Linked DNA regions of Homo sapiens: regions 1 and 2 are each linked to region 3. A link is a contact called in ENCODE Hi-C or POLR2A ChIA-PET data. All regions are on one chromosome and are shown on one strand. Each heading gives the region's core, a stretch centred on a gene start or an enhancer-like site at or near the end of the contact. The rest is flanking DNA. Distances are from core to core; before and after follow the strand shown. Region 1 overlaps IRS2 (insulin receptor substrate 2). Region 2 has its middle 61 kb from the start of LINC00676. Region 3 overlaps MYO16 (myosin XVI).

What was found. Hi-C counts contacts between places; a loop is a spot of excess contacts on that map. ChIA-PET counts read pairs that join two places held with the same protein, here RNA polymerase II (POLR2A). Pooled maps may share reads with other maps.
Region 1: a loop to region 3 is called in a map of mammary epithelial cell, with 5 times the contacts of the local background. The contact joins two enhancer-like sites. A Hi-C loop is called at or near these places in 9 of 168 maps with a recorded cell type or tissue (A673, GM23248, PC-3 and 5 more), 1 of 37 single-sample maps with no recorded cell type and 3 of 50 pooled maps. POLR2A ChIA-PET finds 5 or more read pairs at or near these places in 2 of 52 experiments (HEK293 and MCF 10A).
Region 2: a map of endothelial cell of umbilical vein shows a loop between it and region 3 (2.3-fold over the local background). The contact joins two enhancer-like sites. A Hi-C loop is called at or near these places in 2 of 168 maps with a recorded cell type or tissue (A673 and endothelial cell of umbilical vein) and 1 of 50 pooled maps. POLR2A ChIA-PET finds 5 or more read pairs at or near these places in 1 of 52 experiments (A673).

The regions. Positions count from the first base shown.
Region 1 is chr13:109,763,218-109,767,007 of GRCh38, forward strand. All of the region lies in intron 1 of IRS2 (insulin receptor substrate 2), which reads right to left. Among named protein-coding and RNA genes, the nearest start is that of IRS2, 21 kb to the right of the region's middle. Within about 2 kb of position 1,819, at least 4 of the 41 ENCODE cell types and tissues checked have a DNase peak (open chromatin) inside an H3K27ac peak, as active enhancers do; they include A673, where a contact is called at or near this core.
Region 2 is chr13:109,665,547-109,669,322 of GRCh38, forward strand. No RefSeq gene overlaps it. Among named protein-coding and RNA genes, the nearest start is that of LINC00676, 61 kb to the right of the region's middle. RefSeq lists an enhancer at 1-1,196. Within about 2 kb of position 1,650, at least 4 of the 41 ENCODE cell types and tissues checked have a DNase peak (open chromatin) inside an H3K27ac peak, as active enhancers do; they include A673, where a contact is called at or near this core.
Region 3 is chr13:109,145,796-109,149,404 of GRCh38, forward strand. All of the region lies in intron 32 of MYO16 (myosin XVI), which reads left to right. It overlaps LOC105370356 (a long non-coding RNA gene), which reads right to left. Exons shown (of 5, transcript XR_931717.3): 3 at 3,253-3,350; 4 at 2,787-2,966; 5 at 1,162-1,374. Among named protein-coding and RNA genes, the nearest start is that of MYO16-AS1, 20 kb to the right of the region's middle. Within about 2 kb of position 1,581, at least 4 of the 41 ENCODE cell types and tissues checked have a DNase peak (open chromatin) inside an H3K27ac peak, as active enhancers do; they include A673, where a contact is called at or near this core.

The DNA.
Region 1 (3,790 bases), core at 569-3,068, 620 kb after region 3:
CCATATATTTCCATCTGTGTGTTATACTGGGAAACTAATTGATATCCCTTTGAAAATTATCTGCAAGCTTACGTACTTTAGAAATGCAATACTATCTACTAAAAACCACACTATCCTGTTACAGACCCTACTGAAAAAGAGGACACACATCACAAAATCATTTATGAAGCCAGCACACTTTTGGAATGAATTTCTCTTAGCTACCGCTATTCTATTTGATTTTTCATGCATAACACAAAAGTGCTCAATAAATCTAATCATTGCTAAATACATCCTACACTAGCATTCTTCCTTTAACAGAAGTAAAGGTTTATATATGAGATCTACAACTCATTAAGGGTCCAAATCTTTTCTCTTTCTTGGGTCATTTGAGAATGTGAATGTAAGCATTATGCTTCTGCCCTAAGAGTATTTGGGCCAAGTGATATAAGGTGCATTAAAATCGCAAATAGCCAATGAACGACGTAATTCTTTCCTCAGACTTAACACATGTTTATACGTATGGTTTTCTTACTAATCTAAAAAAATTTTATGTACACCATAACAATGTTTATATTGTTTATATCAGAAATTATAAAACCTAATTATATTTTTGCTGCCAAATTAAGAGAATGTAGAATAATTATTTATTCACAATATATCCATCTCCAGATAGCCTGTTGTTATATATCATTTCAACTGGACCTTTTTTCTACTTTAAAAGCTTAAATAACTGTAGGTAAATCCCCCCTCCTCGGTCTATAACATCTATGTGATATAGGATTTCAGCTTTGTCTCTCCAGGGACAAATCCATCTATCTAATTTAAAAGCCTCCTAAGAATCACCACGTAGCCTTTAACTGAGCCATCTACTAGAGTCAAGGTTGAAGGGTCAAATCCTACTTAGTCACTGAAGCGCAGGCTCTCTTTGCAGAGATCAAAGTGCCCATTCTTCCTAATCGGCCATATCAAAAACATCCTGCTCTTCCCTGGGAGCCTAGGAATGACTCCATGCCCCCATCTCTGTACTTTAAACTACATGCCATTCCCACGACTCTCAGGATACAGGTGTGAAAGGCGCTGTCGCCACACCAGAGCCGGGTCCCCAGGGCTAGCATCTAGGAACCACTTCTTACCAGCTGTGTAATCTCTACAGCTATGTCTCTAAGTCTGCTCCCTCTTATGAAGATGGGGGCACTACCTCTCCCACCCTGAATTCCCCAGTGGAGTCACAGGGAACCTGTCAAATGAGATTTCATGTATAAAATATATAAATAATTAATACCAAAAATGCGTATGTTCTTTCATTCATAAAGAAGCACATGCTACTAGCACAACTGGCATTTTGTGGTTGGCTTCCCTTTGCTTTGTGCACCTTCAAATAATGTATACATGTAACCACATGCTGTGTTCTCAACTACAGACTTCTTAAGACCAGGCAGCCCTGTGCTGCCAGGGAAAGACAGGCTCCTCCCACCCTTATGTTCTGGCTAATTTGTGGAGAGCCACAGTGGTGTCTCTTAGTGCATTTGTCATCACAGCTCTTCCTCGTTCAAAATTGTATTCGTGAATGATACCACGAACAACCACAACTGCAAGCAGCAAATAAACAACTGCCGAATGCACAAAAACAATGGCAAATTGCTCCTAAAATAAAATGAACAAACTTGTTTTAATTGGACAGAAGTGGAACAGAAGTAGAATTGTTTTTCTGGGGGTAACTCTAGGCCATTTAAAGCTGCAAAGAGTGCCTTTGCCTAGCTGCTTTCTTCATGTCCTGAGGACAGGACAAAATGCCCGGGAAGGGGCCTCACATGTCTACTACTCAGGCAGCTGCCCACAGAGAACATGAATCCCTTGCCACGTCACACATGCCAAGCACACACAATGCATCATCAACAGGCTGGGCTCCGCCTGGTCCAGGCCACTGGGGGACAGCACTTCCCTTCTCTCTGCTCTATACAAAAAGGTGCCCTAAAATGCAGGCCGACATTTAAGTTCCTCTGCCACAAATGACAGAGATTTACATCTAACTAAAGCACTATTTATTGAAATTTCAGTAATGCAAAATGGAAAACGCCAAGCTACCAACTATATAAAGTTCATTTACTGGAGAAGCAAATAAAATAAGACAGCAGCAGCTGATCACCAGTCCTTGCCCAAGGATGTGGAGACAGAGGAAATCCACATCTTTGGCTCCTCTTCCCCAACAAGCATGTAGATATCCCAGCCTCAACCACCCTGACTCCAACTCCCCACCAAGCATGTAGATATCCCAGCCTCATCCACCCTGACTCCAACTCCCCACCAAGCATGTAGATATCCCAGCCTCAACCACCCTGACTCCAACTCCCCACCAAGCATGTAGATATCCCAGCCTCATCCACCTTGGATCCAACTCCCCACCAAGCATGTAGATATCCCAGCCTCATCCACCCTGACTCCAACTCCCCACCAAGCATGTAGATATCCCAGCCTCCTCCACCTTGGCTCCAACTCCCCACCAAGCATGTAGATATCCCAGCCTCATCCACTTTGGCTCCTCCTCCCCACCAAGCATGTAGATATCCCAGCCTCAACCACCCTGACTCCGACTCCCCACCAAGCATGTAGATATCCCAGCCTCATCCACCCTGACTCCAACTCCCCACCAAGCATGTAGATATCCCAGCCTCATCCACCTTGGCTCCAACTCCCCACCAAGCATGTAGATATCCCAGCCTCATCCACCTTGGCTCCTCCTCCCCACCAAGCATGTAGATATCCCAGCCTCATCCACCCTGGCTCCGACTCCCCACCAAGCATGTAGATATCCCAGCCTCATCCACCCTGGCTCCGACTCCCCACCAAGCATGTAGATATCCCAGCCTCATCCACCCTGACTCCAACTCCCCACCAAGCATGTAGATATCCCAGCCTCATCCACCTTGGCTCCGACTCCCCACCAAGCATGTAGATATCCCAGCCTCAACCACCCTGACTCCGACTCCCCACCAAGCATGTAGATATCCCAGCCTCATCCACCCTGACTCCAACTCCCCACCAAACATGTAGATATCCCAGCCTCATCCACCCTGGCTCCGACTCCCCACCAAGCATGTAGATATCCCAGCCTCATCCACCCTGACTCCAACTCCCCACCAAGCATGTAGATATCCCAGCCTCAACCACCCTGACTCCGACTCCCCACCAAGCATGTAGATATCCCAGCCTCAACCACCCTGACTCCGACTCCCCACCAAGCATGTAGATATCCCAGCCTCATCCACCCTGGCTCCGACTCCCCACCAAGCATGTAGATATCCCAGCCTCATCCACCCTGACTCCGACTCCCCACCAAGCATGTAGATATCCCAGCCTCATCCACCTTGGCTCCAACTCCCCACCAAGCATGTAGATATCCCAGCCTCATCCACCCTGGCTCCGACTCCCCACCAAGCATGTAGATATCCCAGCCTCATCCACCCTGACTCCAACTCCCCACCAAACATGTAGATATCCCAGCCTCATCCACCCTGGCTCCGACTCCCCACCAAGCATGTAGATATCCCAGCCTCATCCACCCTGACTCCAACTCCCCACCAAGCATGTAGATATCCCAGCCTCATCCACCTTGGCTCTGACTCCCCTGCATGTGACCCACTGGCACTGAAACAGTGCACAAGTCATATTCAGTTACTGCACATGCCCTTTCAGCCAAAATGCCAAAGTGTCTATAAAGTTACTCAAAAACTTAAGTCTAAGCAGAGGAAACATACATTCTTTAGCCTCGGTAGAACCTAAAATGGCAAAGATCTTGTAGACATTTTCC
Region 2 (3,776 bases), core at 400-2,899, 520 kb after region 3:
GGAGACCAAGGATGTCTCCCTGACATCAAGCTGAGCAGTGGGAAGCTGAGATATGAGAGAAGAAAGGGCCTCCGGGGGACTGTGTGCAGGTGATGGCCCTGGAGCTTCCATTCAATTATTCCACCAGCATGCACCGAGTGACTGCCATGTGCAAAGCAAGCCAGCAGTAAGCTACATTCTATCAAGGAGACAATATGGAGAAACTCTGCAAGGAGCTTCCACACACCGGATGCCCTTTCATCACTCAAAGACATAGTTTCCATGCCAGTCTTAGGGCAGTAAGTGAAAGGCTACAATTAGAACAGACGAATCCCAAAACGCAGAGCCTCTGCTGTGCGCGAACCATGAGTCAGCACCTCCACGGTGCACTAAGCGTGAGCTGGCACCTCCACGGTGCACTAAGCGTGAGCTGGCACCTCCACGGTGCACTAACCGTGAGCTGGCACCTCCACGGTGCACTAAGCATGAGCTGGCACCTCCACGGTGCACCAACCGTGAGCTGGCACCTCCACGGAGCACTAACCATGTGTAGGCTTTGAACTAGTCTGTTCTGGAACCTTGCTTTGCTCAGGAGGTTTTTTCCTGTTCCTTCCCTGTGTCCAGTCCTCTTGAGAGAGGAAAACCAAACCATGCTGCCGCTATTCCCTTTCTTGATAACAATCTGAAATCATTCTGGCCAAACTGGGATGGGCACAGTGCTTTTCCACATTGACTTTTTTTCTGCTTCCCATGTTTAGGCTCAAATTTCTAAAACGGACCAGAGATGTAAAAGGGATATTCAAGTATAAAGTCCTGTATAAACGTAAGGCATAAATATTATGATCCTCATCACTTTTAGGAGAGTGAGGTAGAATGATGATTTTAAAAATTAGGAACAAAGTTACTTCTTTGATCTCTTTATTAGCCACTTCTAATAATCCCTGTCCCACTCATCCTAAAACCTCCAGCCCCCTCCAGTCTCCCATCCAGCCACACACAGAATTACCACAATCTAAATGCGCCCTTTGAATCAGACAATACTCCTATTGCTATTAATAATAATATATTGGTTAGTCACCATTATAAAGATTTTACAAAATACATTTATGGCATCACCAGCCAACACATAACAGGTTACTTTTATTAAGTTGCATTTGTTATCCCTGATCTTCACAGGATTCTTACAAGACAGGTATTAATATGCCCACTTTTATGGTTGGGGAAGGATGATTCACAGTTACGGAAACTTGCTCATACTCAGGAGGAAGCTAAGCCATCTTTCTGGCCCACTACCATTGTTTGATTTCACAGTGCTGGACAGCTGGTGTCACCCTCAGAGGCCATAGGTAACCACATCCCCAGATCCTTAACAGCCAGGCCCCCCGCCACCACATAACTTTGGGAAACACGGAAGCCCGGAATGCAGCCCCATGGGCTCTAATCCAGGTCAACTGGGTGGGACACCCCGCCCCCGCGTACAGGCACCCCCACCCCGCCCCTGCTACCTCTCTAGGTCTGAAAGCCCCAGCAATAAGTCTCATCGGACCCGAGCTGCGATTATTTATGCCTTCCTTTCATCTTTGCTTCGGTCTCTTGGTCAGGGTGATTTCTTCATCCTTTTTGTAGAAGGCTTCCCTTTGCATTAGCAGCTTTGCTATAGTTCTAGAATAAATGAGCACAGGAAGAAGACGCTGTCATACGGGACCGATCCGTGTCCACATGAAGTCATCAGATCGGTATGGGTGAGTGGCAGGCAAATCCGGTGTGGGGAAGCGGCAAAGCCTGAGGAGCCTGCACTTATCAAAGATTAAACACTTTCAGGTTCTTTAAAGGACAAACTCTGAGTTTTCCCAGCGTAGTATTTGAGCTATTTGAGGGTCTGAAAAGATATCACACAGGTTACCCTGCGTTTTGACAGCCTTTCCTTACTTTAATCCAAGCCTGTGGCAAACTGGTTGTAAACTATTACTGAAGAAATGGCTCTATATTTCTATTCTCTCTCTCTTTCTCCCTCTCTTCCCGTTTGAAATGAAAACACAGTTCTTTCATTAGCTCATTAAAAAATTTACTCCTTTGTGAATATTTTGAAATCACAGAGCAGATATATATTTTATATCAAAGACTCCAGTGAAATATTGATCACCTGTGTGTTTCACTCCCTAAATTCACCATAACTGTGCCTACGTGGCTTGTTTCAAATACACATCTTACCCTCCAGTTTGAAGTTTAAATCATTGTGGTAGGCGTTGTACAGAGGATTGCTTTTTTATTTTCTGTGCTTAAGTGCAGGGCAGCCAAAACAAGAACATAATTATATCGTCAGAGTCGATAAGCGCATCAAGCCTCTATCAGATCTTGCTGGGCTCAGCAACTGCCTCACAGGAAGTGCTGGGGAGCTCTTCCGCCACCAAATCCATTTGGCTCTATTTAGGAACTAAGTACAGGAAGGTAGTTATTGTACAAGATTAGTTTCCTGTAGGCCATAAATTGGCAGTAGCAGAAAAATACAGGATGAATTTATTAGCGTGCAAGGTCAGCTAGAAGGAAGACAAGGCTGAGCGATTGCGCTTGTTTTCTTTCATTTAGCCCACCTCCTGGACCTCAGGGCTGAAAAAGACCCTCTAACTACTTAATTACTTCTTAATAGTTTTAAGCAAATTCAAAAGGCCTGCGCGTTGCTAAGTGCCTGAGGTAAGAGCTGCCTGGGCTAGGTTAGGAATGCCTGTTTGGACTAGAGTTTCTGAAACCTGACTAGGCCCCTTATAATCTGAGGCTTTGTGAGTTTTCTGCGTTTTTTTTTTTTTTTTCCTGCCTTATTTGGTGTTGATTGGCCAAGCATTTACTTTGAAGCTAGAATTTTATACTTGGGAATAAAGGAGTAGCTTCTAATAGTGAAAATATAAAATCCATCAAGTCAAAAATATTGTTTCCAACCAGAGGTATGATAATGTGATAAACATCTCTGTAGATATTTGCTTTAAAGAGAACAAGGACAGATTGCATTTAAAAAAATTTTTTTTAAAGAATACCACTTCAAAAACACTCATTTAAAGGTAGCCCAAAAGGTGGAATGACCTCCTTACACAGACATTTCTACCTTCAAGGAGAAAACCTCGCTCAGTTACCTGAGCCTCTTTACCATGTTAGACACATGTAATTCACATTTTAATTATACTCAGCATCTGCAGTGAGTTATGGGAGACCCCTCCTTCTCCATCCCTGCTTCCACTGGGCCTGCTCACGCTGCCTCTCCTCACAGATACCCTGGTGGAGCATACAGGGCTGGATGCCTGAAAGTAGAAAGGCAGAGTCCTCTCTGTTCCTTCCTAGAAGACAACCCTGTTTTGGAATATGCTTTCCTGATTTCTTAGTAAACTGCAGCACTTTGATGCTGTAAAAAGCCTCATGATCAGCTAGCACCAGCTCCTGTCCTGCCATTTGCAAACAAAGGGCCCAGTTAACCTTCACTGGGTGAGGCCATCCTCCCCTGAGGGCAGCCCCGAGGGGTGAGAGGAGCCTGAGGGAGGAAGGCCCGTTCAGAGACAGACAGGGCTGCTGTTCCCGGAGGTCCAAGGGATGTCACTGCTTCTCTATTGTGGACATTTGTCCAAGCTGTACTGTCTTGATAAAAGAGTTTGAGAGCATTTCGAAAGCGCAGGTCTTAAAACAGATCTCCAGGTGAATTTCACAGCCCCCTTCCCCAGAGCACAGACGCAGAGTACCCCACACAGTGTTCAGGTGCCCAGCCTTGCTCTGGGGTAGGGTGGGGGCAGGCATTGCAACGCTCCGACATTTGC
Region 3 (3,609 bases), core at 331-2,830:
ATAAAGTGAAATCACATGAGCATGTTATTCTCTACTCACTGAAAAAGATCAGGAAGACAGGGTCTTGACAAAAAATGCAGTACATCTCAGAAATCTGGAGAAGAAAGTGGAAGACAGCCAGGCCGAATTAACGAAAATCAGACTCAAAATATTTTTTAAAAATTCAGTTTTATTACATTCTGATACAGTGCATCCTTAGCTTATAAGTTATAAACAGGTACTAAAAATGATGTCAACAAAAAAGCTGTAATGTACAGTATTTCTTTGCATATAGTAGGTGGCTATTAAATAGTTGTTTGAGGTAAAATTTACCTATAAAAGAGCAGTTTGACATACAAATCTATTTGATAGAACTAGCTCTTGTGGCATTTTTACTTAATAAGGATCACATAAGCTAAATGGAAGTCACTATTAATTTCAAATATTTTATTTGATTACATAAATATTCTGAATAAGAACATTATGAGTTTGGAGTGAGAGTATTTTATAAACAATTTTTTTACAATATACTTTTATTCCATAGGGCCATTTGTTTACAAAATAATTGTTTTTCAAGTTTTCCTTATGGAAAATTTCAAACATAGACAAAAGTATAAAGAATAGATTAATGAACCTTCTCTGTGGCCCATCCTATTTCATCTCTACTCCTGCCCATTTCCCTCCTCTGGCACTGGATCATTTTTAAGTGCATCCCAATGTCAAATCAGCCAGGCATGGTGGTTCATGCCTATAATCCAAGCCCTTTGGGAGGTTGAGGTGGAAGGATCGCTTGAGCCCAGGTGTTCAGGACTAGCCCTGGCAAAGTAGCTAACCAGGCCTTGTCTCTACAAAAAAAACAATAATGATAATAAAATAGCCAGGCATGGTGGCATGTGCCTGCGGTCCCAGCTACTTGAGAGGCTGAGGTGGGCAGATCGCTTGAGCCTGGGAAGTGGAGGCTACAGTGGCCGTGGTTGCTCCACTACACTCCAGGTTAGACCACAGAGCAATACACTGCCCAGAAAGAAAGAAAGAAGAGAGAAAGAAAGAAAGAGAGAAAGAGAAAAAGAGAAAGAAAAAAAGAAAGAGAAAAAAGAAAACCAATGTCAAACCATTTAAATAATATATATTTAAATATTTATAAATATTTTATCATAGATGTTCTTTAAGAAGAAAAAAACATTTATTCTTAAGGCATTTTAATAAGTACTCAAACCAATCAATCCATTTCAGTCTTCACGAGCATGAAGCTGCTATTCATGACAAAAGCCTGATTCTCGAAGCCAGGGCGTCATTTTTCACGACACAAACAAAATAATTCTTGGGCTAGCATTCCACCAAGCAATGTGACTCTGCAAATTTCTCCAAGGGAACACTTGCAGACAGCCCCTTCTACTACAGAAAAAAAAAAAAGATTCTAAATATTATATCAGGTAGAACTAACTATGAAAGATCAAAATTCAAAGACACGCAATTGCATCCTAAGTCAATATCATATGGGTTTCAGATGTTTCTATGCCAAATCAAGTGCAGTTACCCATTCATTGTTTAGCGACAAGATGCAGGATGCTTTACAATGACTCAAATGCCCCTGAATTACTCATGGAAACCTGGGATGTGCTCCAGGACGGTGTGTGCAAATTGCTATTCTCTGCTCCTGATGTTTGAAACAGAAGTTCCAACATTATCGTCATTTATTCTCTGACACATCGAAACGAGACTGAAGTATGAGACATTAGTCTGCCTTATGCAAATCTTGACATCCCATAATGGGATGCAGAGCTTAGCATCCCCCAGGCTTCTTGCCTATGTGCGGGTCTTGTAGTGTTTTATCCTGTCTGAAGCAGTTAAATCTTTTTCACTCCCCTTGATGATTTCTCCCCACAGTGATTTATTTGTGTGTGGGGAGTTGGGGGTGGGAGTGCTCATGAAAATTAGAAAAAGTGTGGAAGATAATTTACTGAGGTGCTCTTCTGCTGATGATCTGTGACTGTCTGAATTCTTGTCTCATACAAAGTGGGGCGCTCCTCTGCATTCCAGAACCATTTTAAATCAATGCATAATTTTCCTCATTTTCCAAACGAGTAAGTCCTTTGGGGAAACTAGATTAACACCCCCAGAGAAGGGGGGTCTCCATTTATCACTAAGTGGACATTAAGCAAGCAGGAGCTGTGTGAAGTTTCTTCCTTTGCCATGTTAATAGACCTGGGCTTGACAAGAAGAGAATATGTCTCTTTGGAAGAAAAGGATTTTTTTTCTAATTTCTTTGCCTCTCTGTAGTAGCCAAGAGTGCTTGTGCCTGAGACTTGCAGCTATATATTTCATTGTTTTTAATCCCCTAAATGTCTAGTAGAAATAATACTGTGTTCATCTACACTTCGAAATGAACTTTCAATGTTAATAAATGTATCAGTAACCAAATTTATCTATGTTAAGAGCACAAAGCTCTTTGTTCCCTATATTAATTAGAAATATATATTTTTAATGCCTAAGGATTTGTTGTGAATGTTTGTGACATTTTTCTCACAACTTGTAGCGCTTTCTCTATATAAATGCCCAATAATTCATACAGGGAAATTGTGCAAGCAGGAGGCCTATAAACCAGACTTGCACTAACTTGTGGAGCTAATTCCCTTACAGTCATCCAATAAGCATGTACTTAATGTAAGCACAGGGATTGCTACTGGAAATCCAAAACACTGATAAACAAATCTGGCATTGCCTCTGCCCTCTCACAGACCATATAAGAGACAGAAGGTGCATCCACTTTCAGTGAAAGAAATTCCAAAGAGGAGAGAATTTCTAACCTGAGGGCCATAAACCACTCGTGGATTCGTAGTTGAGCTCCAAGTGGCCCATGAGCCCCCATGGTATACATGCCACTTGTTTGGGCAGAGGCTTCATAAGCTTTATCGGATCCTCCCAAAATGTCAGTGACGTGGGAAAAGTGAGGAGCCGCTGCAGGAGATGTGCACACACGGCATTTTCTGCAGCCAGAAGAAGAAAGAGGTAAATGCCTGAGAGAATCTGAGGGCCTTGCAACCAGAGCTGGCAGAAGGGCAAGAGGAATGTTAGAGGCGGATGATGGGTGGATGGAGCTCTCTAGGTGCAGAAGTCAGGGTAATAGACACTGCAGGCCAATGGATGAATATAGGTTGAGACATGAAACTTCAGGGTGTGTGGTTCCTTTAGAATATAGCCATGCATTTTTGAGGAAGAAGGAGGAGAAAATGACTTTCCTTGCATGGAATCAGAGCCTGATAGGCTTTGTACCTGGAAGCTCCTTGTTAGCTTGATGACAAGGCTCTGAATTATCTCCATTGTTTCTCTTCTGTCACATAGGAATTCAGCATTAACTCTTAGGATCTTTCCTACAAAGTGCAAAGAGCCAGAGGAAGAAAATGAACAAAAACCATAGCAGCGCTTCTAGGTGCATACGTATAATGGGAAATACTCAGATATACACTGTGACGTGTTAATGGCATCCTGGTCATAATATAAACAGCTATTTGTAAGTGGCTCTCTCCTGTTGACCAAGCACATTGACGTCTCCTTTCTCCCCCTGGACCCTTGCGTCTCAGTGAGGCGGGTAAAGCAGGTGTTACCATCCCTATTTATTAATGAGCAATC